2 separate regions of the Mus musculus genome follow, and region 2 is linked to region 1. Evidence: chromatin loops called from intact Hi-C (ENCODE). Cell type or tissue: left cerebral cortex. All regions are shown on one strand. Each heading gives the region's core, and the rest is flanking DNA. Links, peaks and the distances in the headings are about the cores only.

Region 1 (5,610 bases), core at 1,540-4,039:
TCTCTCTCTCTCTCCCCCTTCCTTCCTTCCTTTCTTTTTCTGAGATTCTTTTGTTTTGAGACAGGGTTTCATGAAACACAAGCTTGCCTTCATCTAACCATGTAGATGAGGATGACTGAATCCCTGATTCTGGTGCCTCTATCTCCCAAGGGCTTAGATAACTGGAGCTCACCTCTGGGACCAGCTCTGACATAGGTCAATGATCTCAGCTCTATCTTACTCTTCAGGATCCTACAGGTGGTGCAGAGGGCAGAGAGTGCTGGTCCACACAGACAAGCACAGAAGAAGCCGGGAAAGTTAAGCTACCAGCCACCTTCATAGGAAAGAGATGTTTAACCTGTCTTCCTCCTGGAATGCTGAGAATCAATACAGTTTACAGCCTGTTGATCCTTTGCTGTCTGATGAGCTGGGCTCTATGTGTGCGTATCTATCAGAATTTATGTTTTACTTATCCCAGACCCCTTTTCCCTAAAACCTTGAACATTATTTCTAGGCCATAAAACTCACCCTTATGAGAGATGTTATTTGTACTTTAAAGTGACTTCTATGCTCTCTTAGGGCCAAATCCTGACTCCCACAGGGGCTGTGTTTATCTCAGCCATTTTCCCTAGAGAATTCTCCCTAGACCCTTATCTTGGGTATTGCTTCTAAGGCAACCAAAACCCATCTTAAGCATGAAGCCACAGGTACTTTGTAGAGAGGGTCCATGAAAACACGTCTTAAGCATTGTTGTACTCTCTGGGCTGAGTTTATATCTGAAAACTTTTCCCAAAATTGTGCTATGCTTAGATATGGCAACATTAAGTGAGCGGATATCGGACTCTGAGAAGTCCTGGCCCAGCACAGGTTACCTAAGTCAGGTAAACCGAGCTTGATTTTCCCTCACGGGGAAAATTTTCCATGTAAAGCCTGTAGGGGCCTCCCGTGGAAACCAAAGAGTCTGCTGCTGAAGCTGGTGGGTCTACAGCCAAGCACTGCTGAGCCATCATCAGAAGCATAAGAGGCAGGCAGAGAGCAGATTCATTACCAAGGCTGCAGGTTTCTGTACCTAAACTGGGTCCTTTTTCCCTCTAGGAATTGTGGAACCAATATGAAGCCTGAGTAGTGAGTCCTTTATTATTATCCAAGAATAGGAGATGTGGGAGATAAACCCCATAATAAATTCTTGGTGTCTAGGAAGCTAGAGAGTAAAGGAAATGGGGGCAGGTGGGCTCAAAGGAGAATGGTAGTGTGCTTTTTGAGAATGGGAGATTTGCCGGGAATTTTGACGACTCTTTCTCTTTCCTACCTCATCCCTATTAGTGGTTCTTTGCAAATATAGCTATGGAAATTGTTGTTATGGCAAAGGATGGTGTGTTCTTTAGCATGCAAACAGGATTTATGATGAACTCACAGGGTGACTAGTGGTCATTCCGTCAACCATCTTTTAAATAGTAGTTCCTGATGGCTCACCTAAGGAAAGACTTCTGGCCTACAGGCACCCTGTCTTCAAAGATAAGAATGGGGCAAAGTGGAAGCTCAGTTGGGCACAGAGGCAGCACTCAGACTAACACATCCAGAAAGGACCTATCTGTCCCACATTGAACTTAGACTTTCTCCAAAATTGTGAGAGAACCGGTGGGTGTGGTGATGCAGCAGTTGGAAGACTGAGGCAGGAGGATGATGAAAATGTGAGGTCACCAGCCAGGTCCATATAGTAAGACCTTCCTCTCAAAAGACAGTCTGGAGGATGGCTGACCCATTAAGAAGACCTGGGTTCAGTTCCCAGTTCCCACACAGTGTCTCTCTCATAAGGTGTATCCATACCTCCAGTTCCAAGGGACCCAACATCTTGTTCTGACCGTTGTGGTACACATGTAAACATGCAGGCAACACACTCGTACACATAAAATAAATGTTAAAAACAAACAAAAACCACGAGAGCTTGCTGCTCCTGCAGAGAACTGAAGCTCAGTTTACAACAGGGGATTGGGTGCCTCTGGCCTTGGGAGCTGCACTCATGTGCACACACATGCTCAAAGGCACATACACATTTTTTTTTAAACATAAACCTTAAAGGACCGTGAACTTCTTCATTCCTTTCTCCTCGCTTTTGGCTTTCTTCTCTGCAACTGGTTTGAGCACTCGGTTGGGAGTAAGTCTCGGTATCTATTATCACCTGCAAATTCCTGAGGCCTCGCCTTGGTGTATGCACAATTGTGTTTGCTTGGGGATTTGGAGAAAGAACCCGCAGCACAAACCCCAGGGAACAAGGCCGTGCTGCCCCGAGGGTGCAGAGAAAAAAAAAAAAAGTTGGCGTTGAGGCATCGCTGCAGTGGGAAGGGCAGGCTGCTGGCGAGGAGGTTGGGGCTGGCCTTTCTGGGGCCAGCCACCCCTGGGCGTGGCGCGGGGACTGGGCGCGCGGAAACCGCCTGCGCCACCACCACCACCGAGAGCCCCCCCCCCCCCTCACATTCCTAGAGCGGCCACCAACAGCCAGGTGGGCGCCGGCCTCCGAGGCCCTCTCGGTGCTGGCCGCCAGGGGGCAGCACAACGGCCAGCACAGCCCGACGTGGTGGGGGCCTGCAGGAGCTTAGGTAGTGTGCCAGGCCTATGGAGGCCAGGGAGAAGATGCTGGGAGGAAGGACATTTGGAATTTACACCATTAAAATTGGTTTAAAGGTATAAACAATGATCTATTTACATTTATTGAAAATATAAATATAGAACCCAAAAAATACTGTTCGGGGATTAGAAAATAGGATGGCTTTTTGGAGCCTTGGCTCGTTGTCTCACTGCCACACACGTGTTTGGGATTTGAGAGGTTTCTTTAAAAGTCCTTGGGGCAGAAGAGATGGGCCATTCTGGGGGTTCTCTGGGCGTCTGAAGGGCTTGCCCCCTCTGGAAGGGGTTAGATGATGGGGTAGGGAGATCTTTCCCAAGGTCAGAGCTTCTAATCGTGCCAGAGAGAGTGGCCAGACAGCTAAGCCAGGCATCTGAAACCAGAGTCCCAAAGCCTGGCTTATTCCGGATTCCAGCAGTTTATGCTCAGTTCGAAAGGTGGAGTGGGGTCCTTGGTACCGGGAGGCACACCACACCATCTTCCTTAGGTCTCGCTTTCAGCCTGCCTGTCTTTGGATTCCTCATGAGACCTCTACGTACCTTTCTCTCACATAGCAGGCACCCATTTGGAGGGTTTGGCAGGGGCCTGGAGACGCTACCGAGTACGTGGGCTAAATATGAGAGGCATTACTGGAGTGAATGCATACTAAAAGATAGTATCGTTTAAAAGTTTTAGATTTTTTGTTTGTTTATTGAGGCAGACTTTTGCTATAGCCCTGGCTGGCCTCTGTAGAGCACATGCTGGCCTCAGCCTCCTGAACACTGACATTGCTGTGCCCCCACACAGGGCACTGGTTTGGGATTGTCTATAATTAAGAAAGTATTTCTGATTGGGAAGGTGGTGTTGCATGGTGGTCTTGAGAGCTTGGGAGGAAGAGGCAGGGTTCTGTAAGTTTGAAGCTAGCCTAGTCTTCTTCATAGCAAGTTCCAGACCAGTCAGGGCTACCTAGTTCCATCCTGTTTAAAAAAACCAAAAATCTGTTCCCACGAGGCCAAGTTTTTATCATTGTTGACATGTAACATATTTATCCATGAGATTGATAAGCCTGGGTGTCAGACTCCAGAGCAAGTACAAAGTAAGTAAAAGCTGTCCCCATCTGTAGGGAAATCAAACGCATGATGGCCACTAAGTGCTACCCCTAGGAGGTACCTGTAATCCCAGGGCAGTATAGCCTCTCCAGGATGCTTACAAGGTATGAGGCAAGGTCCCCGATTCTTCCCTGGAAAAGGCAGTGGGAGCATGTGCTGAAATTATAATGGATCCTTTAAGGACATCTGTGCTGTCATTTCCAAAGCCTTCCAGGAATTCCTGGTGAGTTTTGGCTTCTGAGATTTTCCTGGTGAGTTTATGGGGACTTATCATCTTCTGATAGGAATATCTGCCAAGCATGTGAAACCTGAAAGGAAATTAAAGTTAAGAAACTTCGCTCCATCCAGGAATGAGGTAACTATGGCAAGTGTCACTGAATAAATTAGACATCCAGAGCTTGGTTTGAGACTGGGAAATGTTAAGAGTCACAGGTGCTTGGTCAGAACCTTAGATTTAAAGCAAGCTTCTCTCTTGGTAGTCCAGAAGGCCAGGCAGACAGTGGCCAGCAGGAAGGATGCGCTACTATTTAAATGGTTCCATTTAAACAAGGGACTTAGAGGCTGCAAACAAAAGTTTGGAACACTGACAAAGTGCAGAAAAACTGAGCTGCAGATTTGGCCCATCTTCATATAGTTGATAAAGCTTTGTGTCTTGAATTTGGTTGTTCCAGCCCTTGGGAGATGAGGCAGACGGTCATCCTTCCATCCACAGTGAGCTCTCCACAAACCTGCGCTCCATGAGGCCGTCTTTAAAAGGGAGAGGGGCAGCAGGCTCTTCCTAGTGACACACTTCATGTCGACATCACAGGTCTGAAAATGGCTACAAGTCCTCATGCCAGATGGTAGCTAATGCATATTTCTTCTGTCATGATTAGGAATGAAATTGATCAGCAGGAAAATAAGTTGTTTGTTCACTTAAAAGTTTCCTCAGGCCAGGCGTGGTGGTGCATGCCTTTAATCCCAGCACTTGGGAGGCAGAGGCAGGCAGATTTCTGAGTTCGAGGCCAGCCTGGTCTACAGAGTGAGTGCCAGGACAGCCAGGGCTACACAGAGAAATCCTGTCTCGAAAAACAAAAAACAAAAAGTTTCCTCAGTAAGGAAAACCTACTTGATCCTGTCACAGACACACTTGGCACACAGGAACCATCAGAGATATTGAATGGTGGCAAAATGAGAAGAACACTTTCTTAGCATAAGACTCTGGGTCTGACCCCTGTCCTTAGGATTTAGAATTTATAAACATATATGTGCAGAAAATTAGATCATGGAATCCTGTAATTTTAAATTAACCTTTCATGGAAAAATCAATGCCATAGTTCCAGAGTTATTTGTGTGTGTGTATGTACCATGGTGGAGGACAGAGGACAGCCCTTTAGAACAGGATTTTCTGTACTTCCACTATGGAATCTGGGAGTTGGAGTTTGTTTGTCAAACTTCCTACTGAGACATGCCGACTAGTTCCACCCCGTTTGCTTTTTTTTGAAATTAGTTTTGGAAGTTGTCTGGATTTAGTCAATTTTAATTCTTTGTGAGCATAGTTTTCGTAGTTGTAAATAAAGGACAGGTTGCGTGTTGGTCTTAAAGTGATTCTGACCCAGGCCTGGTGGCATCTGTAATCCTAGTTACGCTGGAGGCTGTCAGGAAGAGCATAAGTTCCAAGTTGTTCCTATTCATGTTTGGAGGGATGTAGCACTGTCCTGCAGCAGGCAGAGTGTGTGGCACTTTACTAGGTGGTGTCTTCTTATAGGAATCTCCTTCCTGCAACTGCTGCTGTGATCCCTGCACAAAGGGCCTCTAAGGTGACAACCTCAGACAGAACCTCTCACTCACCTCAGTGTACAGTGTAGCTCACATCACCACGGCCATTATTGTGCCAAACATGCAAACTGGCCGTCTTCTCAGAGTCCTCTTCCAATGAGT
Region 2 (5,610 bases), core at 994-3,493, 96 kb before region 1:
GGGGGAATAACTTGGAGATGCTGGTCTTGTTGGGGATTAGCCTAGAGACAGGAGCTGGGCTCCGGTTTTGTTGGAGGGGCAACTTGGAAACTAATGCTAGAGAAGAGCCTGTTAGTTTACCTGAACTTAAACTTAGATCAGGTTCTCTAAAATGAGGTCTAAACTTAAAAGATTTGGCCTATTAGTAGGGATGGAAGTTTCAAGGCAGAGTTCTGGGTCCCACCCAGATATCTTATTGTCTGTGCTTGTGCTTGCTCTCTCTTTCTAGAAGAATTGAGGGGCTGGGGTCATTGGATGCCGATTCATGGGATAATAAAAAGGGAGCGACTGAATTGATAGGTAAATAAAAAACTGGGTTTTTGATCTGCAAGTGATGAGCTATCCAGAGAGTTTTTAGACTAGCAAGAAAAAGCTGTCTCAAGCAGAGAAGAACACAGGGAGTGTTCTGAAAAGCTGTCTTGAACACATAGAGAGGTCTGGAAAGCCATCCACAGCAGAACATAGGCCGTCAGCTTGGACCCACAATTTGACTTTGAGTCATTTGTTTCACTGTTCCCAGACACTCCTCCACTCAGAACACCTCTCCAAGCTGAGGCTAGTCCTTGTCACGTAATTAAGCTGTCTTGGTCAATAAATGGTCTAGATGATCGCTGTCCCAGTTCTGATTCTGTGAAGTGATTAGAAGTCCTTCTTGCTGCCATTGAATTGCTTAAGAGGATCCATCTGGTTCTTACAAGATGAGGTCTGCTCCAGGGTACAGCTTCACACACAAGGATAATTGCCCTTATCTGAGACATGATCTATCCTTTACACTCTGCTCTTCCAGGGATTCAAGGTGACTGCTGGTTCAGGACAATGACTTACCTCTGCCTTCAGCTTGAAAGGGGATGAGATGGGACAAGTAGACACACTCAACTGATTGACACGGTTATGGAGTCAAGCAGGAATTTGATCCAAACAAAGGCAACAAACAAAGATAAAATGAAGGCACAGACACACCCAGACTGCTGTGGGGGGCTTAAATGAGTCAGCGCTTTTAAAAAAATTATTATTATTTTAATATAAATGTAGGTTTTTAAGTGCCTGTTAAAACAGATGCTGAGAATTTTTTTTTTCAGCAGGCCATCGGCTTGGGTTCTAGAGAAAGTTGTTAGTTGTAGTCAGTGTAGACAGGGATCATTTGCAGAAAAATGAAGAAGGGACCAGTCTAGTGAGAGTACTTGAATTCTTAGAGGAAGCTATTCACACTTAGTGGAAACTCATGTCATTCTCACTCAGCATGTCCAGGACAATGTAATGGAAATGAGGCATTTGAGTACTGCAAGTACTGGGTTTGGGGGTGTTGTTTGGATCAATGTCTCTTTAGATATTTCTGGCTAGTCAAAAACTCACTATATAGCTGAGGCTGGCCTCAAACACCTGAGCGCTGGGGTGGTAATGATGTGGCCAGATGTTTCCAAGCCAGAATGCAGAACACATTGCCTCTAATACCCTGGCACCCTGGCATGAGGACTAGGTTATTTATTTAGTTTTTTTGAGACAGGGTTTCTAGCCCTGGCACTCACTCTGTAGACCAGGCTGGCCTCGAACTCAGAAACCCATCCACCTCTGCCTCGCAAGTGCTGGGATTAAAGGCATGAGCCATCACTGCCCGGTGAGGACTAGGTTAATTATTTGTGATTAAGGCTATCTTGAATTCTGCAATGCAAGTGATTACCATAATTAACACTCTATAATGGATTGACCAGAAAAAGCCAAGTCATAGGTGAGCATGGAAGAAAATCACTTGCCTATGAGAATTCACCTTTTCTTTAGCTTCAGCTGTGTTCTTCCCTCACAGAAAAGGGTGTACACATTTGTACACATTTTTTAAAAATTATTTTTATTTTTGACAATTGCATGCAAGTCCAGAACGTATGGTGTTCACATCCACCCCCATTAGCCTCCTTTTCTACTAGTCCCCACGCTCTCCTCCCTACGCCTTTCTCTCTCTCTCTCTCCTTCCCGCGCCTTTTTAAACTTGCACATATTTGAATCTCTTAAAGCATTTCGCGGAGTGCAGGACTCAAATTCAGAAAATGCTCTTGATTTTGAGAATCCTTACGCTTACACCCCACACTCAATGACTGAATTTCCAGGCTGCTGTTCCCCTTCCAGGAGCACAGTGGCGCAACAGAAATACCGCGCGGTAGGAGGAGCCGCTGCCGCTCTTCTTGGGGGTGGGGAGCGCTCCCAGAATGCACCTTGTATCAACACGGCGGCGGCGGCGGCGGCGGCGGCTTCCAGGAGGGTGAGGACGTCTGGCGGAGCGGCGTACAGTTCGAGCAGTATCCCGCCAGTCGGTGTTGTGGGGCGACTGCGACCATGGCGGAGTCGACGCCTACTCGGGTAAGGTGCTCCGGCCGGCTCGGGAGGGCCTTGGGGGAGACAGCGCCCTGCCCGGGGCGGGGCTTGAGGCGCTCGGTCGCAGGCTTGGTTTCCTCCGCGGCCGTTGGCGCCGGCGGATGCTGACTTCCCTCCCGGTACCCTCGCCCTCCGCCCGCCCGCCCGCTCGCTTGCTCCCTGGGTCCTTCTGCGTCAGGCTCAGAGCCCGGATGCTCTGCGTCTTTCCGCAGAAACTTCTGCGAGGCTTTTTGAATTGTTTGTGACTGCGCCCACATATTTTCCTGCTTCGTGCCAACTAGGGACTCGTTTTCTGAGTTGGAGTGAAGGCGCGGGATAAAACCCTGGGTTTGGGTTGTTGCCTTTGAGCTCAGCTACGGAAGACCCCAGGACTTAGGGCTTCTCTCCGACCAGTGGGGCTCTGCTCCGGTTGCCATGTTCTGCCATAGCTATCTGTACTGAGTTTGCAGCCACAGGTTGAAGCCTTCTCTCCTTGGGGACTGGTGTATTTGCTGTTTTTGTTTGTTTGCTTGCTTGTTTTTTGTTTTGTTTTGTTTTTACAAAACTGTGGGTGCGCATTGTTATCCGCTTACCGCCTCTTCCAGCTGTCTCTCTTTTCAGAGAATGTGAAGACACTGAAAATTGGTTTGAGGAATATCTTCCGTAACTCAGCGTTCATCTATCTATATATTCAGTGCATGGTCTTCGGAAGGCAGTCTATGCTCACTTCTCTAGGCCTTTGTCTCCTTAACTTGAATTGAGAATGTTGAGTTCCTTGTAAGCATTTTTACGTTTTTTTTTTTCTGGCTCCAGTCTCCTCATACTGTGTCACAGTAGAGGTTAACATAGGAAAATAGGATAGATGGACCTGAACTGGCTTTTCACTGTTGAGACAGAGCCTCACAGGCTGTCCTTAAGCTGATGACAATCTTCCCGACTCAGCCTCCCCAGTGCTAAGTTTACAGGTGTAAGTCATTCTGCTGGGGTTTGTTTGGTAGTGGTTGTGCTTTGAGGCAAACTCTCATGTGCCCCAGCCTAGCCTATCTGAGAATGACTGTAAACTCCTACCTCTGACTCCCAACTTGCAGATATTACAGGCATAAGTATTTTTCTTGTCTTTTTGTTTTGTTTAGTTTTTGTTTTTTAATCTTTCAAAATAAGGTCTTACTTTGTGCCCTGGCTGCCTGGAACCAGTTAGGTAGACCAGGCTGGCTCTGAACTTGGAGCAATCCTACTTGTGCATCCAGGTGTAAATAAGAGACCAGGAGTTAAACAGACCCCCTGCAGGGTAAGCAGATAGGGAGAGAGGCCTTGGCTAGGCAGACAGATTTCCAAGATGGACATTATCTTCCTGATGCTCCTGACTTGAGGCAAGACTGGCAGCTTAAAGCAAAGGCTTTTTAGTCTTTTGTCTCCCACCAGCAGGTCCCCTGCTGATGGACTAGCTCTACAAGTTCATGGCCTATTGCACAACAACTATGAGCAATCAGCCATCTTCACCTGAACAGCTCTAAATTAGAGGATGAAGCTCCAGCCTCCCAGATCTGGTAGCTTCCTGAGTTCCCCCTCCCCTGCTTTGCAGAATATCTTTTTCTCTGTCTGCTGCATATGTGTTTCCTCACTCCCAGGAAACACTTTTCTTCAACTGTGGATTCTGTCAGTAGTGTTTGAGATTTTTTTTTTTTTTTTTTTGATGGTACCTGGGGGGCTTGAGTTTTTCCCGCCTTTTAATTCTTTAACTGGCAGAGAAAACAAACACTGTCCAGACCCCTAGAAGTGTCTCATTTCCAGACTCCTGGACAGTACCAGTGGGCGGCCTATCGTTGTGCATCTTGGCTTTTTGGGTCCAGAAATACTTTGGGAATCCTGAGATCTTTTCGTGAAAAAGAGATGCAGTAAAATTTGTGTTGAGAGTTTTGCCTTGATTGAAATTCACTATGCTTATTCTAGGAAGTGGGTAAGAACTAATTAGAATGGATGGACTGGAGGATTTTCTGTGTTTCTTCTCAAGGAGTTACCACTTCACAGAAAACATGACTCTGGTGCTTATGGTGTTTCTGCACCTGGCTCCCTTGAGACCCAGATGCAGCCTGTAAAATAAGTGTTTTCTCTAGGTAGGTTCCTATTAGCACTAAAGTGAAGTGAGAAAGCCAACCCACTCCTTTCCTGGCCGTGCCCAGCCTAGTGATCACCAACAGAGCTCACTGAGAGGAAGCAGGAAAGGTCCACCAAGATCTCAGACTACACTTGAACTTAATCGTCCTGACATTGTAGAATTTATTTCAACTGTTTTTGAACATATTTTGAAAATATTTGTATTCTCACACATCTCTTCTGTTGAAGATTCTGTTTTGCTTGGCCACATACATGTCCTGGTAATAACAACTAAAAATAAAAAAATAAAAAATACTGAGAAAAGCTGTGTAAATAATATTTGAAATTTATAGTAAATCATAAACCCATCATTTTATGCAACAGTTCAAAAGTAGTATAAACAATACTTAAAAACCCAAAAAACAGAAAGTGGGAACTCTTAAAATATGAACAGAGGCTGGGCGGTGGTGGCACACGCCTTTAATCCCAGCACTTGGGAGGGGCAGAGGCAGGCAGATTTCTGAGTTCGAGGCCAGCCTGGTCTACAGCGTGAGTTCCAGGATAGCTAGGGCTATACAGAGAAACCCTGTCTCGAAGAAGAAAAAAATAAGTCCTTTGAAAGATTTCATAAACATCAAATGTGATTGTTAAACAAATGTTCTCAAAGTTGGCTTCACAACTCTCTTCATTTCTTGGGTTCCTTTTGGTTTTGGTTTTTTGAGACAGGGTTTCTCTTATAGAGAAACTGTAAGAATGAGTCAGGGCTTCACTACATAACTCTGGCTGTCCAGGAATTCAATATGTAGACCAGGCTGGCCTTGAACTCACAGAGATCTTCCTGGCTCTGCCTCCCAAGTGCTAGGATTAAATGCCTGGTTGAATAGGACAGTAATTTGTTGAGTTAATGACAAGTAATTAAACTACATGACAGCATTGATGTAGAAGCTCAGGAGAAGAGATTGGAGTTAAGAAGTCTAGTGGCCTTTGTACATATACTTTTTATAATTTCTAGGATGATTGCTAAAGACTAGAAAGTCAGTTACAATAAATATAATTGAGTTAAAAGGCAAAGATTGCCAGGACAGGAAAAATCCAGCCTTCTGGCTTATAGTAAATACAGCAAAAGATGTCTAT

Evidence for each region. Peaks named below come from ENCODE experiments on the same cell type or tissue, not always from the same donor. Only the 100,000 strongest peaks of a DNase experiment are listed, where the experiment ranks them.
Region 2: it touches region 1 in a loop (4-fold over the local background); 1 of 42 quality-filtered maps calls a loop at or near these places.

The regions. Positions count from the first base shown.
Region 1 is chr6:48,013,888-48,019,497 of GRCm38, forward strand. It overlaps a transcript of Zfp777 not described here. Among named protein-coding and RNA genes, the nearest start is that of Zfp777, 31 kb to the right of the region's middle. In left cerebral cortex, for the core only: a CTCF peak has its summit at 2,526 (motif pointing right); a DNase peak (open chromatin) is centred at 2,468; H3K4me3 peaks cover 576 bases.
Region 2 is chr6:47,918,362-47,923,971 of GRCm38, forward strand. Zfp212 (Zinc finger protein 212) reads left to right here and starts at 2,207. Exons shown (of 5, transcript NM_145576.2): 1 at 2,207-2,388. The coding sequence starts at 2,365. It overlaps Gm52899 (a long non-coding RNA gene), which reads right to left. Exons shown (of 3, transcript XR_003956427.1): 3 at 4,081-4,767. In left cerebral cortex, for the core only: a CTCF peak has its summit at 2,165; a DNase peak (open chromatin) is centred at 2,194; H3K4me3 peaks cover 1,815 bases; H3K27ac peaks cover 1,515 bases.